Linked DNA regions of Homo sapiens: region 1 is linked to region 2. The links are chromatin loops, found by intact Hi-C in ENCODE. Cell type or tissue: stomach. All regions are shown on one strand. Region 1 overlaps PPP1R3F (protein phosphatase 1 regulatory subunit 3F). Region 2 has its middle 66 kb from the start of PAGE1.

Region 1 (8,000 bases), 480 kb after region 2:
GCCCCTGCAGAAGGACGGGAGAGGCTGGCTCCTTGCCAGATATGGGATCCAAGCTGCCTGCCCACTCACTGGTGACCTCTATCTGGGCTTCTGTCCCGGCCTCCCCCAGGGACTCAGTCACCCCAGCTATCACCCTATTCATGTGCAAAGAGCTGGTGTCCTTGCCCATCCCTTTCTCAGGATCCCCAATGAACTGACCCTCTGTACCCAGAACCACAGGGCCGTCACATCCTGAGCCCTCTGCCCATGGGAGCCACACATCTCCCATCGTGGCTACCACAGAACGGGCCCCGGAGAGGATTTCTGGAGGCGATTCCTTGGGGCTGTCCCCTTCTGGGCTGGAGGGTGTGACAGAGAGCCCCTCTTCACCCTCCCCTTCATCATCAGGGTCTTCGGTGTCCTTGATGAGCTCCACGCCACGCCCCAGCCGGGCATAGTGCAGCGTGATCTCCTCAGCCAGGGCGCTGTTCAGGGCCCGCTCAGGGCCAGGCCACTTCAAGATCAGGTCGCGGTCCGTCAGTATGCCCAGGGGATGGCTGGGGGACATCCCTCCATCTGTGGAGCCCTCCCCACCACCCCCTGCCCCACCCGCAGCCACAGCAGCCCGTAGGCGGCTCAGGTGAGACAGGTAGAGCTGCTCCAGCTCCTGGTCGATGGTGTCCTCACCGAGCAGCTCCTCTGACCCACTCACAGCCTCCAGCCCCCCTCCATTCTCACTCGATACTCCCCATGTGGCCTCTGCCTGCTGCTGACTGGGCTCCAGGAAAGGCCCGGTGGCCCCCTCGCTCGCATCGGGCCCTGAGGCCTGGTCTCTGGGGGAGCCACCCAGGCCACAGAGAGGGGAGGAGGGGGGAATCCTGATGGCCGGTGCCTGGAGGACCTCTGTAAAAGCCACAGGTGGACTGCTTCTGGGGACATCACCTTCTTCTGCGGGGTTGCCAGTCATCGGAACGTCAGAAACCTGGAGCCATGGCCGGGGCAAGGGGGCAGAGAAAAAGCAAGGGAATGAAGCAGAGGAGGGGATGGAACAAGCAGAGACAGTAAGAAGTGTGACAGCCCACAGCCAGCCCCACAGGGGTTTCTATATAAAAATGCCTTAAAGCGCCCTCTGTCACTGTCTAGACTCCAAAGACTGTCATCTATGGTAAAATAACACAATTGGATGCAGTAAAACAGGGCTTCTTGCAGATTATAAAGCTGAGGAATTCGGTGGGTGTGAATATTTGGTGAATGATCATCACTAAATACTGCTGGCTTACCTTCAAAACAGAGCCAGTTAAAATAACTAAAAGTGTAAGTAGCCAGGCACAGTGGCTCTCACCTGTAATCCAAGCACTTTAGGAAGCCAAGGCGGGCGGATCACATGAAACTAGGAGTTCGAGACCAGCCTGGCCAACATGGTGAAACCCCGTCTCTACCAAAAATACAAAAATTAGCTGGGCGTGGTGTTGTGCGCCTGTAATCTCAAGAGGCTGAGGCAGGAGAATCACTTGAACCCAGAGGGCAGAGATTGCAGTGAGCCGAGACTGTGCCACTGCACTGCAGCCTGGGCGACAGAGACTTTGTCTCAAAAAAAAAAAAATAAAGAGTGTAAGTGGATTGTTTGTAACACACAGGATAAATGCTTGAGGAGATGCATACCTCATTCTCCATGATGTGATTATTACACAATGCATGCCTATATCAAAACATCTCCATAAATATATACACTTACTATGTCCCCTCAAAAATTAAAAATTAAAAAAATTTTAAAAAAAATAAAATGCAAAAAAATCCCAAAACATAGCCAGGATGTCCATATGAACCCATGATGTATCATCTTCTCTTTAAAAAACAATTATTTCCTAGCTCCATCTTTTGAAAGGGCCTAGAAACAATGACCAATCTAGTAGCAGCAAGCATGCCGAGCCCCCAAATCTTGGCCTTTGAATGCCACTCTCCACTGAAAGGAATCAGTGCTCCTTAAAGAAATAGCTGTTTCTGGCCAGGCTCAGTGGCTCACGCCTGTAATCCCAGCACTTTGGGAGGCCAAGGCAGGTGGATCACCAGGCAGGTCAGGAGTTCAAGACCAGCCTGGCCAACATGGTGAAACCCCATCTCTGCAAAAATACAAAAATCAGCCGGGTGTGGTGGCATGTGCCTGTAATCCCAGCTACTCAAGAGGCTGAGACAGGAGAATTGCTTGAACCCAGAAGGCAGAGGTTGCAGTGAACCGAGATTGTGCCACTGCACTCCAGCCTGGGCGACAGAGAAAGACTCTGACTCAAAAAAAAAAAAAAAAAAAAGAAAGAAAAAGAAAAAAGAAAGAAAGAGAGAGAGAGAGGAAAGAAAGGAAAGAAAAATAAAGTAAAAGAAAAGAAAGAAAGAGAGAGACAAAGGAAAGGAAAGAAAGAAAGGAAAGGTAAGGAAAGAAAGGAAAGGAAAGAAAAGAAAGAAAAAGAAAAAGAAAATAAAGAAAAGAAAAGCAAGAAAGAAATGGCTGTTTCCAGGCTTGGGGCAGGGAGAGTACAGGATGAACCTAGCACATATTGTCATGGAAGATGTGAGAAAGGCTCACAGAATGATGAGGGCGTGTCAAAAGGACAGAGTAGCCCATCTCAATAAGCTCCTACTAGCCAGGGATAGTTCAATTTAAGCATCAAAAAAAGCAAACAAATAAGTGCAATGGATTGAAACTCATTCAAATATGTTTAGAATTCATGAGTTCATAATGACACAAAACCAAAAATCCTTTTATTGGTCACCTTTGTAGTAGTACTTCTCTGAAAACTGGTAAATAAAATGGAAAAAATTAAATATTTACACTGCTTTTTCTGCACAAACTATATCTCAAAGTAGCCAAATAGCTGGTGTGGGACAGTTTTTCTTTAGAGAAGAATTCTAGCTAATAAAGGAAGTGGGAATAATAGAATTAAATAGAGTTAATTCTAGTTAATTTAATAATAAAAGATTAAATACATTCGTTTAATACAATTTGATAAATTAAATAAATTTAATAAGATTACATTAATTAATATAATTAATAAATTAATAAAAATGGAGTAAGAAATGTATTTCCACCTGGATGTAATCAGCCAGACCCAGACTGGAAAATTCTACAGGACAAGCAAAGTTTCTTCAACCAACAAATTGCAAAGAAACAAAGTGGGGGAGATTTTAAAAATCTAAAGAGACACATCAATCAAATGCAACATGTCAACTTTGTTTGGATCCTAAACACTTATGAGAGAAGAAAACTTGAACACTGACCAAATACTTGATGATACTGAGGAATTACCGTTTATTTTCTAAGGTGTGATGATAGTATTGTGGGGTTAAGAATTCTTAATTTTCTGGCCAGACGTGATGGCTCACACCTGTAATCCCAGCACTTTGGGAGGCCAAGGCAACGGATCCCGTCTCTACTAAAAATACAAAAATTAGCTGGATGTACTTGCTTGAACCCAGGAGGCAGAGGTTGCAGTAAGCTGAGATCACACCACTGCACTCCAGCCTAGGTGACAGAGTGAGACTCTGTCTCAAAAAAAAAAACAAAAAAGAGTTCTTAATTTTCTGAGATACAAACAGAAGTATTTATGGATGGGATGATGTCTGGATGTCTTCCAAAATAATTCCAGAGGGAATGGGAGGGAGGAGACGGGGTACAGATAAAATAAGAATGAGCACGTGTTGATATTTACTGAAGCTGGGGGATGGTGTACGTAGGTTCATTATACTATTTTACTTTTGTATGTTTGAAACTTTTTGTAATTAAAAAGTTCACACACACACACACACACACACACACACCCTCCAAAATGTCTCTACCTCCCCTACCTACCATCACTCTCGCCTGGACCACTGCAGTGGCCTCCCCTTCACGAGTCGCCTGTTTCCACCCTTACTCTGACGTCTATTTTCCAAGCAGCAGCCAGAGGGAGCCTGTTAAATCCTAAATCAGATTACATCCCTCCTCCGTCCACAATGCTCTTGCGGCTCCCCCTCACTCGGAGTAAAAGCCAAAGTCTTCACCATGGCCTGTGAGGCACCACCCAATCTGTCCTCAGCCACCTCTCTCCCTCACCCCGCACCACTCTCCCCCTCCCTCGTTCTGCCCCTGCTGCGCTGGCTTCTACACTGTCCCTCACACACGTTAGTCATGGCCTCACCTCAGGAACTTCACACTCGCCTGGGATGTTCTTCCCTTAGTTATCCACGTGGCTCACTCTCTCACCTTCCTCAGATCTTCGCTCAGATCTCACTAATCACTAAAGCCTTCCCAGGCCACCCAATCTAAAGTTGCAACCGACCCCCGCCCACAACACACACACACACACACACACACACACACACACACACACACACACACACAGAGTCTCTCACCCACTCCCTATTCCTTTCTATTTTTCCTTATCACTCATCATCACCTAAAGTACCATATATTCTATTACTTTATCATGTCTCACCCTACTAACACATAAGCCCCCTCAAAGAGCGTTTTTGCATGTTTGTAACAGTGCTTAGCACAGAACAAGCACTCCATAAATTTTTGCTAAATTAACAAATGACATTTCTACAAGCCCAGCTGAGTAACTGCATTCTCCCCCTCCCCCATCAGGTTCTGAGTTTTGTGCCCTCCCTCCAACCCAGGGAGGACCCAGAGCTAGTGGGCCCCACCACCCAGCCCAGCAATAGTCACACTGTGAGCCTCCTATTGGGCTGTCTACTCCAAGGCTGCAAGGACCCACTTACCTGAAGTGTCATCTGGGGCCATGGACGGAGAGGGGTGGGGGCTACCAGTGGACCCACTGACTCCTGGACATCAGGATGCTCTGCTAGAGGGAAGAGAAAGGCAGCATTGGGCAAGACAGGCATACAAGTAGGTATGGTTTTGTTAAGAAAATCTGCCATCCTAGCCAACTGGCAGTTTTGCCTCTGAAGCTTTCTGTGACAATCTAAAGCAGAGGGTACCCCTTCATTTTTTTTTTGAGATAGGGTCTCGATGTGTCACCAAGGCTGGGGTGCAGTGGCACAATCATGACTCACTGCAGCATCAACCTCCCAGGCTCAAATGATCCTCCCAGCTCAGCCTCCCGAGTAGCAGGGACTACGGATGCATGCCAGCATGCCCGTCTTTTTTTTTTTTTTTTAAGAGATGAGGTCTCACTATGTTGCCCAGGCTCATCTCGAACTCCTGGCCTCAAGCAATCCTCCTGCCTCAGCCTCCCAAAGTGCTGGGATTACAGGCATGAGCCACTGAGCCCAGCCTTTTTCATTTTTATAGAAAGAAAAACAGTAGGAAGAAAGACATGGTAAATACAAGCTAAAACTTCCGAAGCTTGCCAATTGCTTACCCATGGCAAAGGTGTTATCATCCATGTTCTTCGTCTTCAGTTCCTCCTCGGCAGGCCTGCAGGGCAGAGGAGAGAGTACATGGATCTAATAATACCCTGAGAGGTCACTTCTGCCACCCACTGGCACCTTCTGAGCCTCTGTGCTAGCCCACCTTCACCTGACAGCTGCTGTTTTCTCTTCTGCTGCCTTTGTTTATCCCCTCATCCTAAAAGTCCTACAGCCTCATTATAGAAAATTCGCAAAATACAGGAAAGTCTAAAGAAGCAAGAAAAACAATCACACATCAGCCAGAGACAACTACTGTTACCATTCTGGAAAATTTCCTTCCAGATATTCTACGAAATCATTTAGATTCTACAGACATAATTTCACAGCTAGCTTTGTCCATTTAACAGTAAGAAACATCATTATACACTTTTGCAAACATTTCAAATGGCTGCTTAATACTCATATCATACCATTCCCTTCCTACTGAGCAGCTAAGTTCTTTCATTTAGAGGTTGCAAAGCAAACCAGCAAACAGCATTGGGCATAGTTTTATCGACACTTGTATCATTTCTTTAGGATACATTCCTGGCTATGGAAAGAGAAAAGATAGAAGAACCCATCTTTTCGGCTGGGCGTGGTGGCTTACACCTGTAATTCCAGCACTTTGGGAGGCCGAGGCAGGGAGACCACTTGAGGTTAGGAGTTCAAGACCAGCCTGGGCAACATGATGAAACCCTGTCTCTACTAAAAATACAAAAAATTAGCTGGGCATGGCGGTGCACGCCCATAGTCCCAACTACTTGGGAGGCCGAGGCAGGAGAATCATTTGAACCTGGGAGGCGGAGGTTGCAGTGAGCCAAGATCGCGCCATTGCACTCCAGCCTAGGGGACAAGAGTGAAACTCAGTCTCAAAAAAAAAAAAAGGGCCAGACGCGGTGGCTCACATCTGTAATCCCAACAGTTTGGGAGGCCGAGGCAGGTGGATCACCTGAGGTCAGGAATTCAAGACCAGCCTGGCCAACATGGTGAAACTCCGTCTCTACTAAAAATATAAAAATTAGCTGGGCGTGGTGGTGGGCGCCTGTAATCCCAACTACCTGGGAGGCTGAGGCAGGAAAATCGCTTGAACCCAAGAGGTAGAGATTGCAGTGAGCCGAAATCACACCACTGCACTCCAGCCTGGGCGACAGAGTGAGAGATTATCTCACAAAAACAAAACAAAACAAAACAAAACAAAAACACCTTTTCTAAGAAATGGCAGGTAGACAAGACTGTGAGGCAGAGGAAGGAATGCAAATGGAGACTGGGAGGGAGGTCACAGAGGCCTGGGTCCCTATGCTAACCCTCTCGTCCCCGTATCAGCCTGGCAGGTCGCTTCACCTCCTCACTCATAAAACAGAGCCCCGGGGAGTCAGGATGTGCACTAAGCACAGGGCAGTCAAGAGGAATGAGGATGGACAGCCAGAAATCAGGGCCTGACACACAGCTGGGATTGAATCAACTGTAGATATTTATGGGTCTTGCTCCTCCTTCACCAGGCCAGTCAGATCCCTGAGTGGCATAAGCCGAGTGCATTTCAGGTGGGTCCTCCCAGGGGTGGCATCTCATCATGGAGAAGTCACTGTTCTTATTCTGAAAATGAGTATCAAGTGTCTACAGATTAAGGTAAATGAGGGAAGCATTGACTAAAACCTGAGAGGAGCTGGGGCGAATGCCCACACCTTTTTCTTCCTAAGAGGCAATGTGACATTCTTGATACTTCTGACAATGGTTGAAAAATTTTTTTTTTTGAGATGGAGTCTCGTTCTGTCGCCAGGCTGGAGTGCAATAGCATGATCTCGGCTCACTGCAACCTCTGCCTCCCAGGTTCAAGTGATTCTCCTGCCTCAGCCTCTCAAGTATCAGGGATTACAGGTACCCACCATCACAGCCAGCTAATTTTTGTATTTTTAATAGAGACGGGGTTTCGCCATGTTGGCCAGGCTGGTCTCAAACTCCTGACCTCAGGTGATCCACCCTCCTCGGCCTCCCAATGTGCTGGGGTTACAGGCATGAGCCACCGTGCCCGGCCTGGTTGAAACTTTTTGAAAACCCATAACCAATTACCTTCACAGAAACGAGTATCACCATCTGACCCATACATAGTACCTACTATGGCATTACACACTGTTCTAAGTGCTTCACATTTTTTTAAAGAAGTTTTTGGGGTTTTTTGGTTTTTGTTTTTGTTTTTTTGTATTTTGTTTTTAGAGATGGGGTCTTCCTACGTTGACCAGGCTGGTCGTGAACTCCTGGACTCAAGCGATCCTCCCATCTCAGCCTCCCGAAGTCCTAGTACTACAGGCATGAGCCACGGTGCCTGGGCAACATGTGTTAATTCAATCCTCACAATCACCCTATGAGACAGGTACTTGTAATCCTCTGAAGCAGGCAGTACTATTGTCTCCATTTTACAGAGGATAAAACAGAGGCTGAGTAAATGGCTCAAGGTCATACACTTCACATCACAACCCAGGCCTTTTGGCTCTTACCCAGTCAGCTGCTGCTTCTTGGATGAGGGAGACTGGGGTCTTACCCAACCCATCTCCATCCTTTCTAGAAGTAGATAGAGGGAGGCATCAATACTAGACAAGATCCCTCCCTCCTCCTTCATGCAGGCTTTTCTTTGGACCTGCCTT
Region 2 (8,000 bases):
AGTTAAAAACCATCATCTAGGTTTAGGGCAAGGAACTCAGGTACTAGAAGATTAAGGGGAAACTCCACATCTGTCTCCCAGTCTCCTGTGGTCTATTATGTTGGGGGACCCCAAATACGCACACACAAATTTACAGCCCACTCATCTTACAGACATGGAATACCTTGGTTGGGGTGGGAGATGGGGAGGAATTATATCTTGTTGTTTTTAGTCTCCATGTCAATACTTCAACTTCCAGATGGGTTTGTTCATTTCTAAAGCAGTCATCTTACGTTCTCAATGGTGTTGCCAGTACTAAAGGCATTTCTGGAACACCTCTTTTTGAAACTGCCTTCAAATTGCAAAGCATAATTTTTTCAAATATTTACAACTGTAGCAAAGGTATGTCTTTTGAGTGTGAATTTTCATTTCAGAAACCATTCAGTTATGTTTGGAGTCATATGTGGTGAATAAGGTAGGGAACCCAAAGGTAAGATACTATGTGGCCCCTAAACAGGCTATCATTGAAAGCAACATGGCTGACTTCTTTGTGTATTTCTGAAAAACATCCCTAAAAAGGAACACCAGGAAGGCTTTATGATCTGGCTACAGCTTCTGAAAATAAAGGGAGCCTCTTAATCAGACCAACTTTAAAGATTAGCACTTGATACAAATGAAAAACATCTTGGCATAAGGGAAAGAGCAACTCATTTGAAGCCCAAGAAACCTGAGTTGGAATCCCATCTCCACCACTTTTCATCTGCAGGAGACCTGGAAGATTAGCTTAACATATCTGAAAACTTGGTGTCCTCACCTGTAAACTGTTTTCAATAATTGTCACCTTGCAGGATTGCTAGGAAAAAATGGATATACTGTGTGTAAAGCATCCAGCTCAGTTATTGGTCATAGCATACATTCAAAAAATGGTAAATATTACCATTACTGTTATGGCTAAGTCTCTCTAAAACTACCTGTAGTTTGCAGTTATAGGTTTTATGTTTGTGTGGGGTTTTTTTTTTGTAGTAACTAACCTTAGAGACAACAGTTATGTTTTTATTAGACTCATGTCTCCATGAAAGCAGAGGCTTTTGGCAAATATGTGAGATGTGCAAAAGCAAAGTGGATTTCTTGACAATTCCCTTCTCCCTTCCCTTTTTTATCTGCTTCTCCTTCTCCATAGCTTTGCATACCATTTAGTTTCTTAATGATTAGCATGTGCTCCATTTAGAATGAGCTTCTTTGTTTTTCAGGTGAGACTACAGCCAGAACTTAGCTGCTTTGCCCAAGACCACACACCCAAGTTTGATAATCCTAAATGCATCATCAATGTTGTCTAATTCCAAATTAAGTGATCTTGCCATTTTTTCACCCACTGCCTTTCCTACCAAGGTATTTCAGGGATCTAACATTCATTGAGTGTCTACTTTGTACACTTAACCAAAGCCATTCCATTCTCACACCCACAACCCTAAAAAGGTAGATATGATCACTATTCTTACTTTACAAAGGAAAAGGCTGACATTCAGAAAAGGCAAGCAATTTGCCCAATGACACACACTGGCCACGTTAGATGATATATTTGTCCAAACAGAAAAGCCTTCAGAGTCACAGGAATCAAAATATGAAGGTGGGATAACATCTATTCCCCCCATCCCCAACAATGACTGCCCAGCTCCAGGTGCATGGAGTATGCAGTCTTGGGTTCCTGCCAGGAAGGCCTCCCTTTCAGCCTTTTCCAGAACCAGATCTCAAGTCATAACTGGAGGGGAAAGAGCCACTGAATAATATGGGGACCCCAATGTTAGTCAGAAAGTCTAAAGCCTGAACTCTTTTAGAGAGGGTTTGTTCCCCTAAGTTACTCTGTGACATCAGGACCAGATACTCCATCCCCAGCATCCAGATGCCTGATGTCAGAGGCACCAACATTTTTAAGAACAAAATGATCAAGGATTAGGTGCACCACTCTGATTGTTTGGCCTTTGGCCTGCTCTTCATTAAAACAAGAGTTTGGACTAGAATTTCCTCCAGCTCTAACATGGAAGAAATAATGCCGCCACGTGTAGGGTGTCAGGAGATAGGGACTCTGAAATCAGACAGGTCTATTTAGGAAAGTTTACTTTGCTATCTTCTGGCCTTATGATTTAAGGGGAGCGACTTATTTTACAAGCCTCAGTTTCCTCGTCTGTATCAGAGAGATTACGTGAACCAATGCACACATAGCAATGGCTAGCACATAATAAGCACTTTAAACATGTTAACCAATGTACTTTTTCTATTAAAATTTAAGGAACACTCAAGGATACATTTACTACAAAAAGTCTCTCCTGCTGCCTCGATATAGCAGAATTTTTCTTTCCTACCTGATTTCTAGTTTCACTAGTGGACCACAGTGCTTTGGTGCTGCTTCTGAGAGGCACAGAATAAATGTCACACTTGCCTGGCAATGACTCTCCCACTCGAAACAGTTGATCCCACTGCACATCTCAATTAGATTAAGTTTCTGTAAACACTGCTCCCCTCACCCAGGCATGGTGGCTCATGTCTGTAATCCCAACATTTTGGGAGGCCGAGGCAGGGGAATCATTTGGGCCCAGGAGTTCGAGGCCAGCCTAAGCAACATAGTGAGACCCTTTCGCTACAAAAAATAGGAAAAATTAGCTGGGCATGGTGGCATGCACCTACAGTCCCAGCTACTTGGAAGACTCAGCCCTGGGGAGGTCAAGATTTCAGTGAGCTGTGATCGCACCACTACACTCCAGCAAGGCGACAGAGTGATAGCCTGTCTCAAAAACAATCAAGAGGCTGGGCGCGGTGGCTCACGCCTATAATCCCAGCACTTTGGGAGGCCGAGGCATGTGGATCATGAGGTCAGGATTTTGAGACCAGCATGACCAATGTGGTGAAACCCCGTCTCTATCAAAAATACAAAAAAAAAAAATTAGTCAGGCGTGGTGGCACGTGCCTGTAATCCCAGCTACGCAGGAGGGCTGAGGCAGGAGAATCACTTCAACCCGGGAGGCGGAGGTTTCAGTGAGCCAAGATCACACCACTGCACTCCAGCCTGGGTGACAGAGTGAGACTCCGTCTCAAAACAAACAAGAAAATAAAAAAACCCCACACTGGCCCCCTCATGGCACTCTTGCTTCAAATCTTTCAACCTTTTCTGTTTGGCTTTTGGAGCCTTCCACTGTCTGGCTTTTTCCTCTCTCTAAATCCTATCAATTGTGACATATCCAGTTCAATTTCTACCCCACTTTAAGGCCTTTTCAAGCTTTTGTTGGACTTATCTATGAATTCATATGATACTTAGCATCAATGCCATAATTGCTGCCTTGCTCTTGCTCACCTTAAACAGAATAGTAAACACCCCCATGCTAGATCTTGAAGATTTTTACAGATAGGGACAATGTCCTATAAGCCTATATACCCTTCTACCAGTCAGTACAGAACTGAGCACACAGAAAACAAGCAATATAGATTTCATTGATTGAGTAATTGGTTGTTTTTCCCTCTCTGGCCTCGGTGATTTCATATGTAAAATGACAGGACTGTGACAAGGACTGGAAGATCTTCCTCCAGCCTTGAGGCTCGATGGAGCTGTGATTAAAAGCCCCAAACTTTTATCAGAAAAAGATAATAAATTTTAGCCACTGGTGAAAATTGAAAGGATCATGTTCTGAGCTGCAACGTTGTTGATTTCATAATATTTCCCATCCCTCTGGAAACTCCAGAAAACTAAGTTACTATTCCCCCTTCCACCGAAAGTAAGAAAAATCAGAACCACTGAGATGAAACATCACACCACCCAGTTGGGAAGGTAACCTCAGGAAGTTTCTCCAGAATTCAGTACAAACATTTCAGATTTAATACTTTGCTAATGGGACATTATTGTGTTTCACACAATGAGTGGTGTAATGATGAATTACAGCTGCGGGACTGACTGCCCTCTGCTCAAACCCTTTCAGAAGGAGTACTGTGGGGCCTCCTTCTGGTCACAATGTAGGATATTGGAATTCATTCCTAGAGTTTGAGGACACCTGTTGAGACAGAGAGAAAGAGAGAGAGAGAGACAGAGAGAGGAGGAGAGAGAAAGAGAGAGAAGGAAAGAGAGAGAAACAGAGAGACAGAAGGAGAGAGAAAAACAGGAGAGAGAGAAAGAAAAAGAAAGAAAGGAAAAGAAAGAAAGAAAAGAAATGGAAAGAAAGAAGAGAAAGAGGAATGGAGGCAGACACCTTCCATCTGCAGTGCCCCAAGCGCTTATCATTGGTTTGGACACAGAGCAAGCATAAGTGTTTATTAAGACTTGGCCACTGAGGGCAGAGAGAAGTGAACTGGAGATGGGAATGGAGGGCAAGATGCAGGAGGTGCAGCAGGGCAAAGAAAATTAACTTCTCCCTTTCTTAAATTTAGCCCCAAGAGGGCTCCACTAACTTAAACCTATTTCAGTCTTATGAGAAATTTCTATTTCATTCTAATCATGACAGACCACTATACAAACTCAAATTGAGGGACTGCCTACAAAACACCTGACCACTAAAATGTCAAGGTCATGGAAAACAAGAAAAGACCGAGGAGCTGTCACAGACTGGAGACATGATGTGACTAAGATGATAAATACCATGGGGAATCCTGAATGGATCCTGGAAAAACTGATGAAATCTGAATAACTTTTATAGTTTGGTTAATAATATTGTATCAAGATTAATGCGTCACATTTGATAAATATTTTCTGGTTATATAAGATAAGGTTTCCTTCTAGACCCTCTCTTTCCTGTCAGCTTCTACATTCCTCTGAGAGCTCAACAGTGACTCTTAGAGGCCTCTAGCCGCAATAACAGCAAATCAGTTCAGCAATCTGAAAGAATGAGCCATTTGGACCTGCATTTTCCAAATTATTGAAACAAACTCTTTTGGCAGGCACTATTTTTAGAAAAGTAGTATTCATTTCTCTGCCATCTTATAAAGAGCATGGAAATCACCACTTAATTCTTCATTGTCCATACCTATTAGTATAAACATCTGCTTTTGGGCCAAGTGCAATGTCTCACACCTGCAATCCCAGCACTTTGGGAGGCTGAGGTGGAGGATCACTTAAGACCAGAAGTTCATCCTCAGATGCCCATCCAGAGAAGGGGAGCTGGTGCTATTCAATGGGCTCCAGATGGAAATGTGCCTGAGCTGCAGACTTCAGGGGAATACTTGAATAAGTTCAGTGAATTTTTGTCCTTCTCTTCATAGAAAGCTTGACTTGCTTTGTCATGTTTCCACGTGTAACCAAAGCCAGATGAAGAAATACAGACACTCTACCATACAAACTCTGTAACCTACACATCCAAATTGAGTAAAACCAAAGACTGCAGCTGGGGCCGCCAAGAAGCTGCAGGAAGAAGTAAGCAAGCAGGACCTCAGCAGGCAAATTTACTGGGGTCAGGAGCACAGGCTTGAGATAGGGCATCCCCAGCCCCCACCCCACTAAAAGACACCAGGTCCAGGAGATCTTAGGGCTATGCTTCTCAGCACCACGTGGTTGGCTCAACTCCTTTGCCCTGGCTGCAATGCCACCACATTACTGGCCCACATCCATGTGACGCTAAGGCAGAAAGATGGAATGTAAAGGGTATGGGATTTGGATACAGACAGACCTGGATTTGCGTTTTAACTCTTCCATGTATGCGCTGCTGCGCTTTATGCAAGTTACTGAACAGCTCTGTGCCTCGGTCTCCTCATTAACATGAAGATGATAGTGCTACTCTGCCACAGGGTTATTGTGAGGATTAAAGATAAGGCACACAAAGCTCTCAATAACAGTGCGTAGGACATAGTAGTCATGGCAACCAATAAATGGTAGCTGTTTTTCTCTGTTCTGTGTGAAAAAAGCTGGACACAAAAGGTCACATATTGTATGATTTCATTTATATGAAATGTCCAGAACAGATAAATCCATAGAGACAGAAAGTAGATTAGTGGTTGCCAAGGGCTGAGTGGAGGGTGACTGCTAATGGATACAGAGTTTCTTTTAGGGGTGATGAAAATGTTCTAAAATTAGACAGTGGTGATGGCTGTGCAACATAGTGGACATACAAAAATCACTGAATTGTACAAAGTATACAGTTGTAAATTTTATGGCGATGTGTATTATTTCTTAATCAAATAATAATTAAAATGATTAACAAGGTAAGTTTTATGGTATGTGAATTACGTCTTAACTAGAATTTTTAAATGACCTATACTTGTTTGTGAATATGAATAGAAATAAATATTTCTAAAATGTGGATAATAGTAGTACCTGACTCATAGGGTTTTTGTGAAAATGAGTTGATTTTTAAAAAATATTTAGACTAATGCTGACACACTATAAAAGCTCAATAAATGTCAGTTATAATTATTACTGTTATTGTCATTGTCATGGTCATCATCATTTTCATCACAGGGAGCATAGTTTAATAGTCAAGATCAATGGGGTTTGAGTTAAACAGACCTGGTTTAAAATCTGATTTCATACTTGGCAGTATATATTATAATAATTAATGATGTAGCTACTGGCTTCAGACTATCTTCATCAAAATCCTCACTCCACCATTTACCATTTGATTTTAGGCAAGTCTTCATCTTCAACCCCTCTGTGCCTCAGTTTCTTCATCTGTAAAATGGGGGTGATAATAGTTCATACCTAATGTCATGCCATGAAAATCGATTGATGTATCCATTAGAATGCTGATATGATTTGGCTCTGTGTCCCCACCCAAATCTCAAGTTGAATTGTAATTCCCAGTATTGGGGAGGGACCTGGTGGGAGGTGATTAGATCATGGGGGCGGATTTCCCCCTTGCTGTTCTCTTGATAGTGAGTTCTCATGAGATCTGATGGTTTAAAAGCGTGTAGTGCTTCCCCCTTCGCTCTCTGTTCCTCCTGCTCTGCCATGTGAAGAAGGTGCTTGCTTCTCCTTCAACTTCTGCCATGATTGTAAGCTTCCTGAGGCCTTCCCAGCCATGCTTCCTGTCCAGCCTGTGGAACTGTGAGTTCATTAAACCTCTTTTCTTCATAAATTACCCAGTCTCAGGTAGTTCTTTATAGCAGTGTGGGAACAGACTAATACAGGTGCTTTTGGCTTCAGGTTTCAGAAACCTGGCTCAATTCGTCTGAAACCAAATAGGAAAAAAAGAAGGGATAGGAAAGAGAAAATAATTAATTGAGAAAACACAATACAAATCAAGAAGGGAAGGAGAAAGAAAAAGAAAGGAGAGAGAAAGACAGAGAAGGGTTTAGAGAGGTTTATTTTCAGTAGCCATTAGTTTTGGGATGCTTCCCAGAGACTTCTCTGCCCAAATTTTCTTCCTGGGTTTCTAAGATTATTCTTCTTATGTTTTTAGTATAAACTGCTTCAAACTCTTTTGGTAATAGGCAGGCACTAAATAAAACAATACTACCTTGCCTTATAGGCTTGTTGTTATCTCTGCTCTCTAGGAGTATAAATCTCATGGAGAAGACTGTGCAAAAAAAATTTTTTTTTTTGAGACAGAGTTTCACTCTTGTTGCCCAGGCTGGAGTGCAATGGTGCAATCTTGGCTCACTGCAACCTCCACCTCCTGGGTTCAAGCGATTCTCCTGCTTCAGCCTCCCAAGTAGCTAGGACTATAGGCATGCACCACCATGCCCGGCTAATTTTTATTTTTAGTAGAGACAGGGTTTCGCCATTTTGCATAGACTGGTCTCAAACTCCTGCTTCAGCCTCCCGAGTAGCTGGGATTACAGGCGCCCGCCACCACACCCAGCTAATTTTTTTTGTATTTTTAGTAGAGACAGGGTTTCATCATGTTGGCCAGGCTGGTATCGAACTCCTGACCTCAGGTGAGCCGCCCGCCTCAGCCTCCCAAAGTGTTGGGATTACAGGCGTGAGCCACTGCGGCTGGCACAAAATATTTTAACAATGTAACATTTCTGCCCAGTCAATGGGATCATTCGGAAAGGCATTTTGCTTCTTTTTTCTTTTTTAAGCAACAGGGTCTTGCTCTGTCATCCAG

The links. A loop is a pair of places that touch in the nucleus more often than their neighbours do. Peaks named below come from ENCODE experiments on the same cell type or tissue, not always from the same donor. Only the 100,000 strongest peaks of a DNase experiment are listed, where the experiment ranks them.
Region 1: it touches region 2 in a loop (5-fold over the local background); 41 of 110 quality-filtered maps call a loop at or near these places.

Annotation. Positions count from the first base shown.
Region 1 is chrX:49,278,795-49,286,794 of GRCh38, reverse strand. PPP1R3F (protein phosphatase 1 regulatory subunit 3F) reads right to left here. Exons shown (of 4, transcript NM_033215.5): 2 at 5,334-5,389; 3 at 4,732-4,814; 4 at 1-961. Among named protein-coding and RNA genes, the nearest start is that of PPP1R3F, 13 kb to the right of the region's middle. In stomach, no CTCF peak of the experiment used is centred here; a DNase peak (open chromatin) is centred at 3,944.
Region 2 is chrX:49,758,468-49,766,467 of GRCh38, reverse strand. No RefSeq gene overlaps it. Among named protein-coding and RNA genes, the nearest start is that of PAGE1, 66 kb to the right of the region's middle. In stomach, a CTCF peak has its summit at 4,779; no DNase peak of the experiment used is centred here; H3K27ac peaks cover 274 bases.